Linked DNA regions of Homo sapiens: region 1 is linked to region 2. A link is a contact called in ENCODE Hi-C or POLR2A ChIA-PET data. All regions are on one chromosome and are shown on one strand. Each heading gives the region's core, a stretch centred on a gene start or an enhancer-like site at or near the end of the contact. The rest is flanking DNA. Distances are from core to core; before and after follow the strand shown. Region 1 overlaps MAML3 (mastermind like transcriptional coactivator 3). Region 2 has its middle 98 kb from the start of MAML3.

Region 1 (6,711 bases), core at 583-3,082, 220 kb after region 2:
CATCCAAAGCTTCAGCGATGCTTCCTGAAATTTCTGTGAGGCTGGTGTGGTTCTCCCCTTTGAATTTACTCTTCTTTCTGTGATTTCCCTCAGTCTTCATCCCAAGAAAGTTATGGCATTGTGTTTAATTTGCCTTAATTTATCTTTTCTTTTTTTTCTTTTTTTTAGACGGAGTCTTGCTCTGTCTCTCAGGCTGGAGTGCAGTGGCACGATCGATCTCGACTCACTGCAACCTCCACCTCCCAGGTTCAAGGGATTCTCCTGCCTCATCCTCCCGAGTAGCTGGGATCATAGGCGCATGCTGCCACACCTGGCTAATTTTTTGTATTTTTAGTAGCCCGTGTTAGCCAGGATGGTCTCGGATCTCCTGACCTCGTGATCTGCCCACCTCAGCCTCCCAAAGTGCTGGGATTACAAGCATGAGCCACCACGCCCAGGCCTTATCTTAGTATTATTCCTGTATATGCAGAAGTTGCCCTGTCGTTGCAGCTGTCATTTCACAAGCACCTTCATGAATAATAATAGCCGAGCTTGCAAGTGCTAGCCTCTGTTCCCTGTGTTTTATGTAGACTAACTCTTAATTATTGTCATAACCCTGGGAGGTAGGGACTATTATCCTCTTTTACAGATGGGGAAGCTGAGGTACAGGGCATTCAGTACTTGTCCAAAGTCACACGTGTAGTAAGTAGCAGAGCTGGCATTATGGACCCAGGCAATCTGGCCTAGGAGCCATTGCTCTAAATATGTGTGATACTTCCTCAGGACAAACAGTGATCATGTTTGGCCCTAGGAAGTCAGGGAAGGAAAACATATAATCCTTGCCACCAGTAGAGAAAAAAGACACACCCATAAAAATATCAGAAGCCATGTAGGATCTCTCCATACTGATGTGCTGCCTGTTTTGTTTGCTTTTATCAGTCCAAATATTTTTCTTTGGAGCCACAAGAGGTGCACCATTGCCAGCCAGCTGGGTGACCTTGGACAATTCATTTCACTCCCTGCCGTATCTGTAAAATGCAGGTGTGAGATCAAATCATCTTCAGGGTCCTTTCCAGCTCTGAAGTTCTGTGGTTCTGTGGTTTTGGAATGTTTTTGCGTAAAGCACTTGGCAGCACTAGAAACAGTCAGCATTTCCGAGTGCATTTCTTTCTGACTCTCTTCTTCACCCATGTAGAATTTCTGAAGTATCCTGTGATCTTTATTAATCACATAGGGACTGTCATCTTCTCAGACTAGTGGAATGGCTAAGGTGCCCTCTGCAGAAGATATCTTAGCTAATGTTCTCATTACTGACTAATTGGCTAACGAGACTTCTCTCACATTGCATTTAGGCTGATTGATAGTTTTCTATCACCTGATGGGTGGAATGGACAGCCAAACCAATTATCACCACAAAGAGAGCCCCATACAGCAGAGCAGTGTAGCTCGAGACAAAGGGCCCTTATAGATTATGTCTAATCAGGGTGCCTGCTGAGAGTTTGTTAAACAAAATGATTTTCTGAAAAGTACAGTTTAACATGCGTTGAAATACACGTACCTTAGGGTCATATGTAACTCAGTGGGCCTTGTCTTATTGAAAGCAATGTGTTTCTGATTATGTAAATATGGATAGCCTGCATAACTAGTTAGCTGTATAACTAACACTAGTTAGCTTTGTGCTGAATGAAGACGTGCGTTTGTTTGTTCAAAACTGAAGCTGCAGGCCTCCTGTGAGTCACATTGTGGGAGACATGCTCTACTTAGATGGAATCTTGTAGACATAGGGCATTACTCAGATTCCTTTTTGTATTTTCTTTTCATGTTGCTCAGGCTATTTAAAGGAAATAATATTCAGGTCACTTGCTTAGTCATTTAAATTGAGTCCATTTCTTTGTAGCTAATGCATTAATTTATTGAAATCTCTATTTAAAGTGCAAACTCCAGTTTTAGAGCAGAAAGATAATAATGTGCTAAGGATTCGTGTTAAAACCTAACCTGAGGAACTTCTTGATCCGTTCTTAGTTTGTTTTTTGTTTTGTTGCTGTTTTGTTTTTGTTTTTTTTTTTTCAAGCAGAGGGTCAGAAGTCATTTATAGTGCTTCCCTATACACAGTCTTGAGCTTCAGGTTTTCTGGGAACAAAAACATCAGGGTTCTTAGTGCCTCACTTTCCCAGTAATCTACTGAACTGTGTTATATGATCGTCAGTGGACTAAAAGATACCAGTGAATTAATATAAAGTCTTTTAGTTCTATTTCCCCCAAGCAGGGCCACAGCGATGTCAGCTGGGATCCTTGGAACTTGTGACAATATCAGTCTGATATAAATTCTTGTGTTGAAGCAAGTTTCAGTATTGGAAAGTGGGACTGAAGAGCACAGAGCACTGACCATAGCAGCAGCATGTACCATAGTGTGCTTCTGAGCCACCGTCATCTTCAAGGTGTTTTCTAAAATACACACCAAGAGTTGGATTCTAAAGATTGGCTCTAGGAGACAAACTTTTGGGAAAAGAAGTGAAAGAAAGCATGGTTATTTTTATAACTTAACAATTTTCCAGTAAATTATTCTTGTCTGACTGTTAAATAGAGGGACAGAGGAAGAAAGGATATGCCACTTGGAATGGGAAAAGGAGGGCTGGAGCACAAAATTGGCCGTGGTTGAGGTAGAAAATAGGCAGCTGTTCTTCTCATCTTCTCCTGAGCCTTCTGCTCCAGGAGATTCCTGCTGGAGCTGTGCTTGGACTCTCTGGCACACCGTACAGTCTACACTGAGCCATCAAAGAAGTTGCAGGAGAGGTGCTGATCTAGCTCAGCACCCGACTTGAAAGGGTCATTGTGTGGCACAGCAGTGGCATGGCTGTTTTCAAGGGAGCAGGTTTTTAATCGCGGTAGCTGTTTCATCCTCCCTGTAGTATTCTCTGACAGTGAAGATGGAGCCAGTAAATACTCATGTTCCTGCATGCTGGGTGACGGAGGTCTTGCTTTACATCCCTCTCTCCAGCTGCTGTGTCCACTTGAGGCAAATGTATCCAGGAAAGCAGTGAGGCAGGCAACGACAGGGGCCATTGGTAGATGTTCCCTTGGCTCATTTTAATACATACTGCGTCAGAATGGGCCTCACATGTATTAGAAATCACACACACTTGTTATTCAATGAAAACCTTGACTGACACTGTGTGTAAGCTCAGTTAACAGCAGAAGTACTGTTGACAACAGAATAAGGCTGTAACAGTGGCCAGTCATTTAGAAAAGGAATCGGTCCTAATCCTTACTTTCCTGTATAATCTATTCCCTTTCGTGGATATGCTTTGTTTCTGGTTTGAGTTCATCTCAATTCATTCTCAACTATGCTCTTTGTTCTTTGAACTCCCCAGTAAGAAATACATCAGGATAGAACTCTACCCAAAAAGTAGATAATGTGTTCCGAAGGGAATTAAACTAAAGCATTACCGTTCAACCTCAGGTAGAGCAATTTGGTGCTAAACTTTATTAATGTTAGTTTTTTGTTTTTGGGTTTTTTTTTTTTTTTGAGACGGAGTCTCGCTCTGTTGCCCAGGCTGGAGTGCAGTGGTGCAGTCTCGGCTCACTGCAACCTCCACCTCCCGGGTTCAAGCGATTCTCCTGTCTCAGCCTCCTGGGTAGCTGGCGTGCCACCACGCCCGGCTAAATTTTTGTATTTTTAGTAGACGGGTTTTCACTGTGTTAGCCAGGATGGTCTTGATCTCCTGACCTCGTGATCTACCTGCTTGGCCTCCCAAAGTGCTGGGATTACAGGCGTGAGCCACTGTGCCCAGCAATGTTAGCATTTTAATGGAAAGATTTTTACATATATTCCCTAGAGGTAAGGATGTGGTTTGTAATTTAAAAGCTATATGTTATTAAGTGATGATTGCAGTAATTATACTATTGGATAAAACAAGGAGGAAAACCTGGGTCCTGTGTTCAGATATCTGATTTGGAAAGGACTCCGTTGATTTCACATATTTGGAACATGAACTTTCTGTTTTTCAGGGTTTCACCTTAGAATTTCCTTGGCTTGGCCGGGCGTGGTGGCTCATACTTCTAATCCCAGCACTTTTGGAGACTGAGGCAGGTGTGTCACTTGAGGTCAGGAGTTCGAAACCAGCCTTGCCAACATGGTGAAACCCTGTCTCAACTAAAAATACGAAAAAATTAGCCAGGCATGGTGTGGCAGGCACCTGTAATCCCAGCTACTCAGGAGGGTGAGACAGGAGAATTGCTTGTACCTGGGAGGCAGAGGTTGCAGTGAGCCGAGATCATGCTACTGCACTCCAGCCTGGGCAATAGAGCAAGACTCCATCTCAAAAAAGAACTTCCTTGGTTCATATTGTTGGACAACTGAATACATTTTTAGCTTGTGTCTGGTAACTGTTTCCCAGTGGGGTTTGTAGATGTTGCTTTGCCTGCCTCTACCCATGTATAACCTCCATCAATATGTTATTTGATTTGGTTGTATATTATTAACTGGAACTTCCTGGAATTAGACAAGCAGGGATTCAAACTACAATCAAATAATAGCAATGCCCTCTTTGTTACTTTCCTTTCAAATCTAAAGCAAGACAAAAATTCAGCTACTGAATAGTTGAATACTGAAAATCAGAGGTATCTTCACAGAGCTAGTAAGCATCAGACTTGGTTTGAATCCAGGTACTCTGATTCCAGATCTCAGTGCTCTTAACCACTGTGCTATATGGCGTTATGGAGCATCTAGCACAAAATAGACATTCAGTGAGGTGATCAGACATCATTTGGGAGTTGAGGTGCTCCTCAGGTTGGGCCCACCCAGCCTTTCCTTCTGATCCTTGTTCTTCAGTATTCTGCCACTCAAACCCAGTAAAATCTTTCTTTCTCATACCATATGTCTTCCAACTCCATCTCTTTTTCAAGGTATGTGTGAACATTGGACATCAAAACTTCAATGGTTTATTAAGAGTTTAAATTTCTAAGTAATCTACTCCATTTCTGTCTAAGTCAAATCACAACCAGACTATCTCACATCAGATGTTCATTTATAAGGAATTAACTTCCAGGTTGAGTCTAAGGATCAGTTTGTATTTGGTCTGTCTCTTCATAGGCTACTTTGTAAGCTATAAAGAGTCCTAGACAAGAACGCAGAAACCCTGGGTCCTCGTCTTGCCTCCATCCTGATTCTTGTCTGGCTTACCTCATGGAATTCTTGTGAATGAGATAGAAGCCTTTTGTAAACCCTTGGTTGCTATACAAAGCTGTTGTTGCTGTTGTTGTTGTTATTATTATTGGTCCACACTGTGAGAAGGGTGGTATATAATGATGACTCTGAGACCCATTGCAGGGTGGTTAGTCGTCAAAAAACAACTCATTTATGTTCAGGCCATTGTAGTTCCAAAGGTGGGCACATTCTTTTATAGACCTCACAAAGATTTTAAAATAAGAATGCACACTTTAAAAAAGTCTCATAGCACTGCTTAATGCAAGCAGACATTATTCCATTGTGTGCCCAGTGCCATGCCAACATTTGAACATTTATTCAGTCCTTACACATGCATACTTAATCATCCCGATAACCCTGTGTGGTGAGTACTGTTGTTATCCTCATTTTATATATGTGGAAACTGAGAGCTTAGGTGACTTATCCAAGATCACAGAGCTAGTAAGCATCAGAGTTGGTTTGAATCCAGGTGCTCTGATTCTAGAACTCAGTGCTCTTAACCACTGTGCTATATGGCCTTATGGAGCATCTAACATAAAATAGACATCCAGTGAGGCGATCAAATGTCATTCGGGAGTTGAGATGCTCCTCAGGCTGGGCCTGCCCAGCCTTTCCTTCTGATCTTTGTTTTTCAGTATTCTACCACTCAAACCCAGTAAAACCATTCTTTCCCATACCGTACCTCTTCTTGCTCCATCTTTTTTTCAAGGCTGAGCCCTTCTCTGCAAAGCCTTTCCTCGCCACTCAGGTTTTGCGTGAGCTTCTTCCTTTTCTAGATACCTACATTTTGTATTTGGAAATTAATTACGGCCTCTATTCATGGTCATCTTTTCATATGTTTATGTCATTGCCACAGGGCTTAGTTATAAATGGCATGGAAAAGCCCTTGCCATTTGTTTCGAATAGCTCTTAGTGCAATGATGTTCACAGGATGTGTTCAATAAGTGCTTCTAGGTCTATTGATTATGTGCAATCCATATAGGAAAAGGATGTTCAGCCAGAGCCTTATTCTTGTATGCTTTTTGGAAATTCCAAAACAGACTCATGCTCTGAACACCCGTTCATGGTTAGAAGCTGGTGGCTTTTCCCAGGAAACACAGTTTCTCCCTTTCTACAAACTTTTGACCAGAAAGAAAAAAATCACCCAGTGCACAAGAGCCCGATATTTTCTTGAAGGATAAGCAGCCAGTTGCATTCTCTCACTTTTTTTTTTTTTTTTTTTTACAAACAATGAGAGGTTTTTTTCCAATGGTAGAAATGACATAAATTCATTGTAAGGAACTTTGGAATTTATCAAAAAGTGTAAAGGCAGAAGAATAAAAATTGACCATATTCCTAGATGTCGAGTAAGTTTTCCTCAGAATAAATCTTTAGAAATGACGTTGACAGAATGAAGAGGGTTCAAATATTAAGTTTTTGGTAACATACTGCCAAATGCCCTTCAGAAAGTTTGTACTAATTTACCCATTTGTATCATTGATATGGATGTGAGTCTAATACTTTCAGTATTATATAATGTGTAATAA
Region 2 (6,715 bases), core at 1,184-3,683:
ACTTTCTACTACAGAGAATGGTGACTGAAGCAAAAGTAAAAATAGCTGCTCGCACCACGGTTTGAGAAAATCTAAATCTGAAAATGATCATTTTTATTTGCATGCTACCAAATAAGGACATTGGGGAAGCAATGAGTCACCAGTATTTTAGCATTTACCAGATTCCAACATGATGTGAGGATATTCTTTAAGATGAGATTTGAATATGCTCTAATCTACGTTAAGCTTTACCCTTGAAGTGTAACCCTAAGTTCCTATCTGAAAAACGGGCCATACTTGGGAGACTCAAGTGGGAGGATCGCTTGAGCCTGGGAGGTGAAGGTTGCAGTGAGCTGAGATTGTGCCACTGCATTTCAGCCTGGGCAACACAGTGAGACCCTGTCAAAAAAAAAAAAAAAAAAGGCCAAATCACAGCTCTACAGCACAGTTACAGCAGTGCTCCAATTAATGATTTCAATGCCTTCAAACGCTCAAATACAAGGGAGTAAGACCTCACATCTGAAGAGTACCTTAGGCTTTTTAAAGTACTTTCACCTACATTATCTCATTTGATCACATTTGATTCTCACAAAATCCTTGAGGCAAGGTGTTTGTAAGTGTGTGGTTGCCATATTAGAATATCATTGAACTGTGGATCCTTCTGTGGAGACAGGATGAATCAGTACCCTGTAGGAAAAAAAAAAAAAAAGGAACAAACAAAGGAAAACTAGGAGGTTTAGAGATCTAAGCTCCCTGTTAACAGGCCCCTGTCACATGGCCCCTGTATAAACCAGTTCTCTTAGAGTGCCAAAACCCAGCAGAAAGCTTTAGAAATTGTTTACAACCCAAGTGTGTTTTCTTCTTTTCTATGCTTTTAGAAGACAGTTTAAAGAGAGTTAGGGAATGCTCTGGCCTTTTGTTTTGAAATTTTCTCTGCTTGTTGTCTGGTTGTCTGCAGACTGTGAGATTGGTCTATTTGCTTTAAACAGACTGAACAACTTTTAAAACAAGCAGGCTGTTATGATGGGTTGACTCATTTTGGATGTGCAAAGATGTTTACTGAGCTTCTCATTTAAAACTTGAAAATTCTTCTGTCTCAGTGTGACACAGTAATAGTTTAAAGGGGAGCGCCGTCTGTTGTAGTGTTTTGGAAGGTGGCATAAGAAAAATGTCTCTGTTCTACAGCATGATCAGCTATCTGCCTCTTCCCAAGGATTTTTCATGAGCCTTAGAAAGAAATCCATATCATTTAAGTTCCCAAGGGCAAACCACCTTTGCCAAGAGACCACTGAGTACAATTTCCAAAGATGGAACACATTTCTTGTTATGCTTCTGGTTTAGCCCAGTATCAGAGGTGGCGCTCAGTCCCTGCATCCCAGGGGAGAATGTTTTCTGGAGAGTTGGGGACAACTGCAATAGGTTTTACATATTAACTTATCACAGCAAAATAATGAAATGAATAAATTAAGATGACACCCACACTGTTCCCCTTCTTCACGCTACAGAGGTGGTGGGGCAGAAAGGGGGGTAAAAGGGATTACCAAGCCAGGAAGCTTGTACTTCTGTCCCCTCGGCCTGAATTAGCACCCATCTTTGTGGAACACAACTCGCTGTGAGGGGGTTTCTCCTGCCAGAAAGGAGGCCATGGAATGAGCAAGTCCAGGAGTGCTGGGCATTAGGACATCAAATAGCAGGTCGTAGGGACCAGGGATTAGGAAACAAGAGGTCTGGTCCTGCCTCCCTCTCTAATTATTTGTGTGACTTTGGACTAGGCATTCTACCTCTTTCATCTGTAAAATGAGAGGGTTGGACTACGTGTTCTCCAAGGTCCCTAACAGCTTCTAAAAAAGAAACATGTAGAGAGGTTGTGAAGCAAAACATGATGATCCCTGTTAACTGTAAAAGGAATAGACCTTGGAAGTGGTGCAAAAATAATCCGCAAGGAATGCTTGCGGTGGGTTGGAAAACTATAAGGAAACGGAGAATTGTGCGTCGTGTATAACATGAGTGGAGATATATGAGACAATCTAAAATGGGGCACATGTAAGCTCACATCTTAAAGCAGAAAAGTCAGGCTTTTGAACCGAGGCTTGCCCTATTCTTTTCTACAATCTCTCCCCATGATAATGTAGCACCTTGTGCACACAATTAAATGTCAGCCACAGAAAACATTTCCCTTGGCTTTGTTGTTCCAGAACGGGATTCTTTTGTCCTCAATATAATGGATATGCAGAAACAATGATAGAACAGAGATTTTTTTTCTAAAGCGATGACAAACACACTACTGCTTCCTCCCTCCCTCCCTCCTTCCTCCTTATCCCCACCCCCAAAAATAAATCATTGTTCCAAAAAAAAAATCCCATTGTCTATTGTCCACGGAGATCAAGATCCGCCTAGGAACAGCTCTGGCGGCCGCCGCAGCAGCCCCGAGCAGCCGGTAGGTGGCGCACGAAGGCAGCGCAGGCGGAGCGCGGGGCCGAGCCCAGAGCCGGGGTCTCGCCGCCCCCACCCCTGCCGCCGCCGCCGCCTTCCACCCCCTCCTCGCGTGCTAATTGCTGGATACTCTACTGGGACTTCGGTCAGGGAAAAAGAAAGCGGGAATGGGAGGCGGGGGTGGCGGGGGAGGTGGTGAATCCGGTTCCGAATACACAAAGCCTCCGGGGCTTCGGCGACCCAGGAGCAGGGCGCCCTCGGCCTCTTCCCCTCCTCCTCTCTCCCTGGGCGCGGGGCTGCTGCGGCCTAGCCGGCCTCGGCTCCCGCCGGAGGGACACACAGACCAGCAGGAGGAAAATGGTGACCGCGTGCACAGCCCCACGCGCCGCGGCGCCTGACGCCTGCCCGAGCCTGGGCGCCTCCCTCCCCAGCTCACCCATCCCGGCCGCGGAGCCCGGACCCACCCCGAGCGCAGGCCCGCCCGACGGGAGTCGCCCTCCCCTCGAGGAATGCCGAGGCCCACAGGAGGATTCCTTGACCTGACCGCGGGCCCCTGAGCAGCGGGTTCTGCCCGAGCCCGAGAGCGGGAGGCCCCACCAGGGGGTGCCCGGGCCGGCGGGCGAGCCCCCTTCCCGGTGGAGCCGCGGGGCCCATGCCCTCTGTGTCGGGGCTAACGCTGTCAGTTCCTGCAAAGATGAACGGCCCATGTGGTCGCCTGACCCCCCAACCTCTGCCTGGTGGAACATGATGTTAAAGAGTTCTGCTGGCCCTAAAGTCAGAAGCCTGGATTGAAACGTGAGCATGGACACCCTGGAGCTCTGTGACCTTGAGGATGTTCCTAAAGTCCCCAACTCCGCACCTCCCCAGCTATCAAATGCGGGGAATAATACTTACTTCCTAGGAATGTTGTGAAGATTTTTAAAAAGTGGTTCTTAACTTGGCAGGAAGCCTGGCATAGAGTACCTATCATTATGAACAACCCGACTCTCCTTGCAGGAGGAGGGAGAGGCACAGTTTGCCGCCCTTGAGACAGACCTGGCATCGCTGTTGCAGAGACTCAGCAGTAGGGGTTCCCAGCCGAGGAAACGTGGCTCCTAACAGGAGCTCCCATCTGTCCTCCGCTGCCCCCAGCCCCCATCCTCCTCCTGCCCTGCTGCTGTGACTGTGTGGGGCACTCCCCCTCTCCCTCCGCTCCCTGGATAGACCTGTGATTTATGCCCCTTCTCTTTTGGAGAGTTCTGACAGAGCCCTATCACCCAGGCTTGGGAGGCAGACCCTGGCTCCCCCATTTGCTAGCTGGGAGTTTAACCTCTGGGGCTTCAGTTCACTCCTCTATAAAATGGTGGGCCTGATACCTACTACACAGGTTTTTTGTGATGATTAAGGGAAATACTGTGTATAAATGCCTGGCATGTACTATCTCTTCAGTACATTTGAAAATTTAAATTTTACAGTTGAAATTAGGTTAGATTATCTTGCAGAAAATGATGGTGGTTCATTGGAATTTCCAGATTTCCATCGAAGGTGAACCCAGCAACTGCTAACAGCTTCTTACTCCCATCTGAGTCAGCAAGGTTATTTCCCTCCAGGAAAAGAGCAGAAATCCAGTGAGGCCGCATTCTCCCCAGAGCCTCACAGGTGTAACTCAGACACTTACTTAGGTTTAGTTGGCCATTTTAGAGCCCGAAGAGTCTCTGGGGGTGGGCCTGGCTTTAAAGTCGCATTCTAAGCCATGATTGTGTGTCTGGCTCATCAGGGCCTCCTTCCTAGCCGTCCCCACATGCACACTGCCGCCCAGCCAGAGGTGTGGTGGCTAGGGCAAGGGACTGAGCCAGCACCCACCTGAGGCAAGTAGGTCAGGAGCTGTGGACCCTTCTCTAAAAGGATACTGGAGAATTTCCGTGAGCATCGGATTTATATAGCTGTTCAGGCATTGGGCAGACTGATTCCCAGAGGCAGTGGCAGGACCAATAGGCAGCTGTGGTTGCTAGCCTCCCAGATGACCTCCAGTGACCCTTGCCTCCTGGTATTTATGTTCTTGTATATTCCCCTCCCCTATGAAGCAGGGCTAACCTGTGTGACCAAGTGAATATTGCAGAATGACAGTGTGACTTTCAAGCCCATGAAAGGCATTGTGGCTTCCACATTGCTGTCTCTTGCGTCATTCATTCTGGGGAAAGTCAGGCACCATGTCATGAGAACACTCAAGCAGTTGCTTGGAGTGGTCCATGTTTCAAGGAACTGAGGCCTCCACCATCAGCCAGCAGCAACTCACCAGCCGTGTGAGTGAGCCTTCTAGGAAGAGGATCCTCTAATGTTAATCACACCTTCAGATGACAGCAGCCCTGGCCAACAGCTTGGCCTGGTAAAGAGACTCTGGGCCAAAATCATGCAGCTAAGCTATCCCTGAATTCCTGACTCACAAAACAACTGTAAGATAAAAATATTTCAGCCTATTTGAGGTGCATAGATGCTGTATAGATGACGAACATGGCAACATGAAAAAAGTCCCAGGCTTCCATTGGCCAACGTGGGGCTGATAATAAGGGTTCTGCCCCCTCAAATGATCAGCTCTGCTAGTTCCATATATGTCTGGGATCTAAAAACCTTTTTTTGACCTCACCTGAGGCCCCACCTTCAAAGGATCTAGGGGAAAAAAACAACAACAACAAAACTCAAACCAGAGTCTCCTAGTAGCAGCAAGTTAATAGTAACCCTAACCTGTGTTTTCAAAAAAGTGTTCAGAGTACGGTATCCCCCTCCCTCCCTGCACCTCTTCCCCACTGTCGGTTCTGGCACCTGGCCTAGGTGTAAAATTGTCAGCACTGTCACTGCTTTTTGGTCTTATTACGAGTGTGTCTGCTCTGATGTGCTGGTTCCAGCATGTCATGGGAGAAGTGTGAGCACAGAAGAGGAGGCTGTGTCAGATCTCTGTCTTCGTGTTAGCAGCCTGCCTCTAAAAAGGCTGCAGGTGAACGGGAGGAGACAGGTTATGATGACCTGAAGGGTACAGAGCCAGGCTGCTCCATGGATCAGGTGTGAATGCTAAAGTGGTCAGGTCACTTTGCTTCTTTCTGAAGTTTCCTGGGTCAGTTCTAGGACCAGTTACCTGTAGATAGAGACGTGAGGCTGAGTCCATGACCCTAGCAGTGGCAAACTCTTGTGTACCGCTATCTAATAGAAGTCTTACAAATTTTCACCATTGCTCACACTTAAGAATCATGTTTTTGGCCAGGCACAGAGGCTCACGCCTGTAATCCCAGCACTTTGGGAGGCTGAGACAGGTGGATCACCTGAGGTCAGGAGTTCAAGACCAGCCTGACCAACATATTGAAACTCTGCCTCTACTAAAAATACAAAAATTAGCTGGGTGCCTGTAATCCCAGCTAATCGGAAGGCTAAGGCAGGAGAATCACTTGAACCTGGGACACAGAGGTCGCAGTGAGCTGAGATAGTGCCATTGCATGCCAGCCTGGGCAACAGAGCGAGACTCGTCAAAAAAAAAAAAAGAATCATGTTTTTAATTTAAGCAAAGCTATTTAAAATAAATCACTAGATAATAGTCTTCGGCTGACCAAATGCTACTTGAAATCTGTACTTTGATGAAATATCTGCCAATGCGTATAGTTAACTCATATTTTTAAGTGTAAACGAATCTAAGATATCTGAGTGGGTGTTTATACTATTCTGCTAGAGTTCTAGGCTGGTTATTTGGTGTAGACTTTAGATCCCCTAGATAGCGGCCTGTAATGGGGTTGGCTTGTCAGAAAACATCAACCTCTTGAAAACCATCCCGATCCCCTAAAATCCATTTCTTATTTTTGATGTGACACTGTTTCAGCTTTTTATTTTTTTCAGAAAGTTTTATTTCTGCTATATTTTTAGATTCAAAAGTATTTATTTAAGGTGAACAAATGATACAGCATACACAACTGCTGGAACTGCTTTTTAATTGAGAACAAAAAGGGAATACCTAGGACAAGAATATGCAATTACCACATTTATTGTTTTCAGTGAATTTTTGTCAAGTTTTATCTTATTGTTAATGTGATGATACAGCAAGCCTTGGAAAAGAATAACACTTGCGTTAAAGAACAAATCTAGATAAAAATGGAAAACTGAGTTAGCCACAACCCACAAGGCCTTCTTTGGGAAGACTCTTGAAGAAAACCGACTCACACTTCACAGAAGAATATGGCACTGTCATTTTTCCCTTTATAGTGCCGAAGTGTTCCTGAACAAAGGCCTCAAGGCATTATCAACTCATCATCTATTTTGTGATGTGCTTTCTATTTTCAGGAAC

Evidence for each region. A loop is a pair of places that touch in the nucleus more often than their neighbours do. ChIA-PET counts read pairs that join two places held with the same protein, here RNA polymerase II (POLR2A). Pooled maps may share reads with other maps.
Region 1: a loop to region 2 is called in a map of HAP-1, with 2.2 times the contacts of the local background. The contact joins two enhancer-like sites. A Hi-C loop is called at or near these places in 19 of 168 maps with a recorded cell type or tissue (CD8-positive, alpha-beta T cell, HAP-1, K562 and 13 more) and 16 of 50 pooled maps. POLR2A ChIA-PET finds 5 or more read pairs at or near these places in 10 of 52 experiments (Caco-2, HEK293, MCF 10A and 6 more).

The regions. Positions count from the first base shown.
Region 1 is chr4:140,032,577-140,039,287 of GRCh38, reverse strand. The region is part of intron 1 of MAML3 (mastermind like transcriptional coactivator 3); the gene reads left to right. All of the region lies in intron 1 of LOC124900783 (a long non-coding RNA gene), which reads right to left. Among named protein-coding and RNA genes, the nearest start is that of MAML3-AS1, 92 kb to the left of the region's middle. Within about 2 kb of position 1,832, at least 5 of the 41 ENCODE cell types and tissues checked have a DNase peak (open chromatin) inside an H3K27ac peak, as active enhancers do.
Region 2 is chr4:140,249,054-140,255,768 of GRCh38, reverse strand. No RefSeq gene overlaps it. Among named protein-coding and RNA genes, the nearest start is that of MAML3, 98 kb to the right of the region's middle. Within about 2 kb of position 2,433, at least 28 of the 41 ENCODE cell types and tissues checked have a DNase peak (open chromatin) inside an H3K27ac peak, as active enhancers do.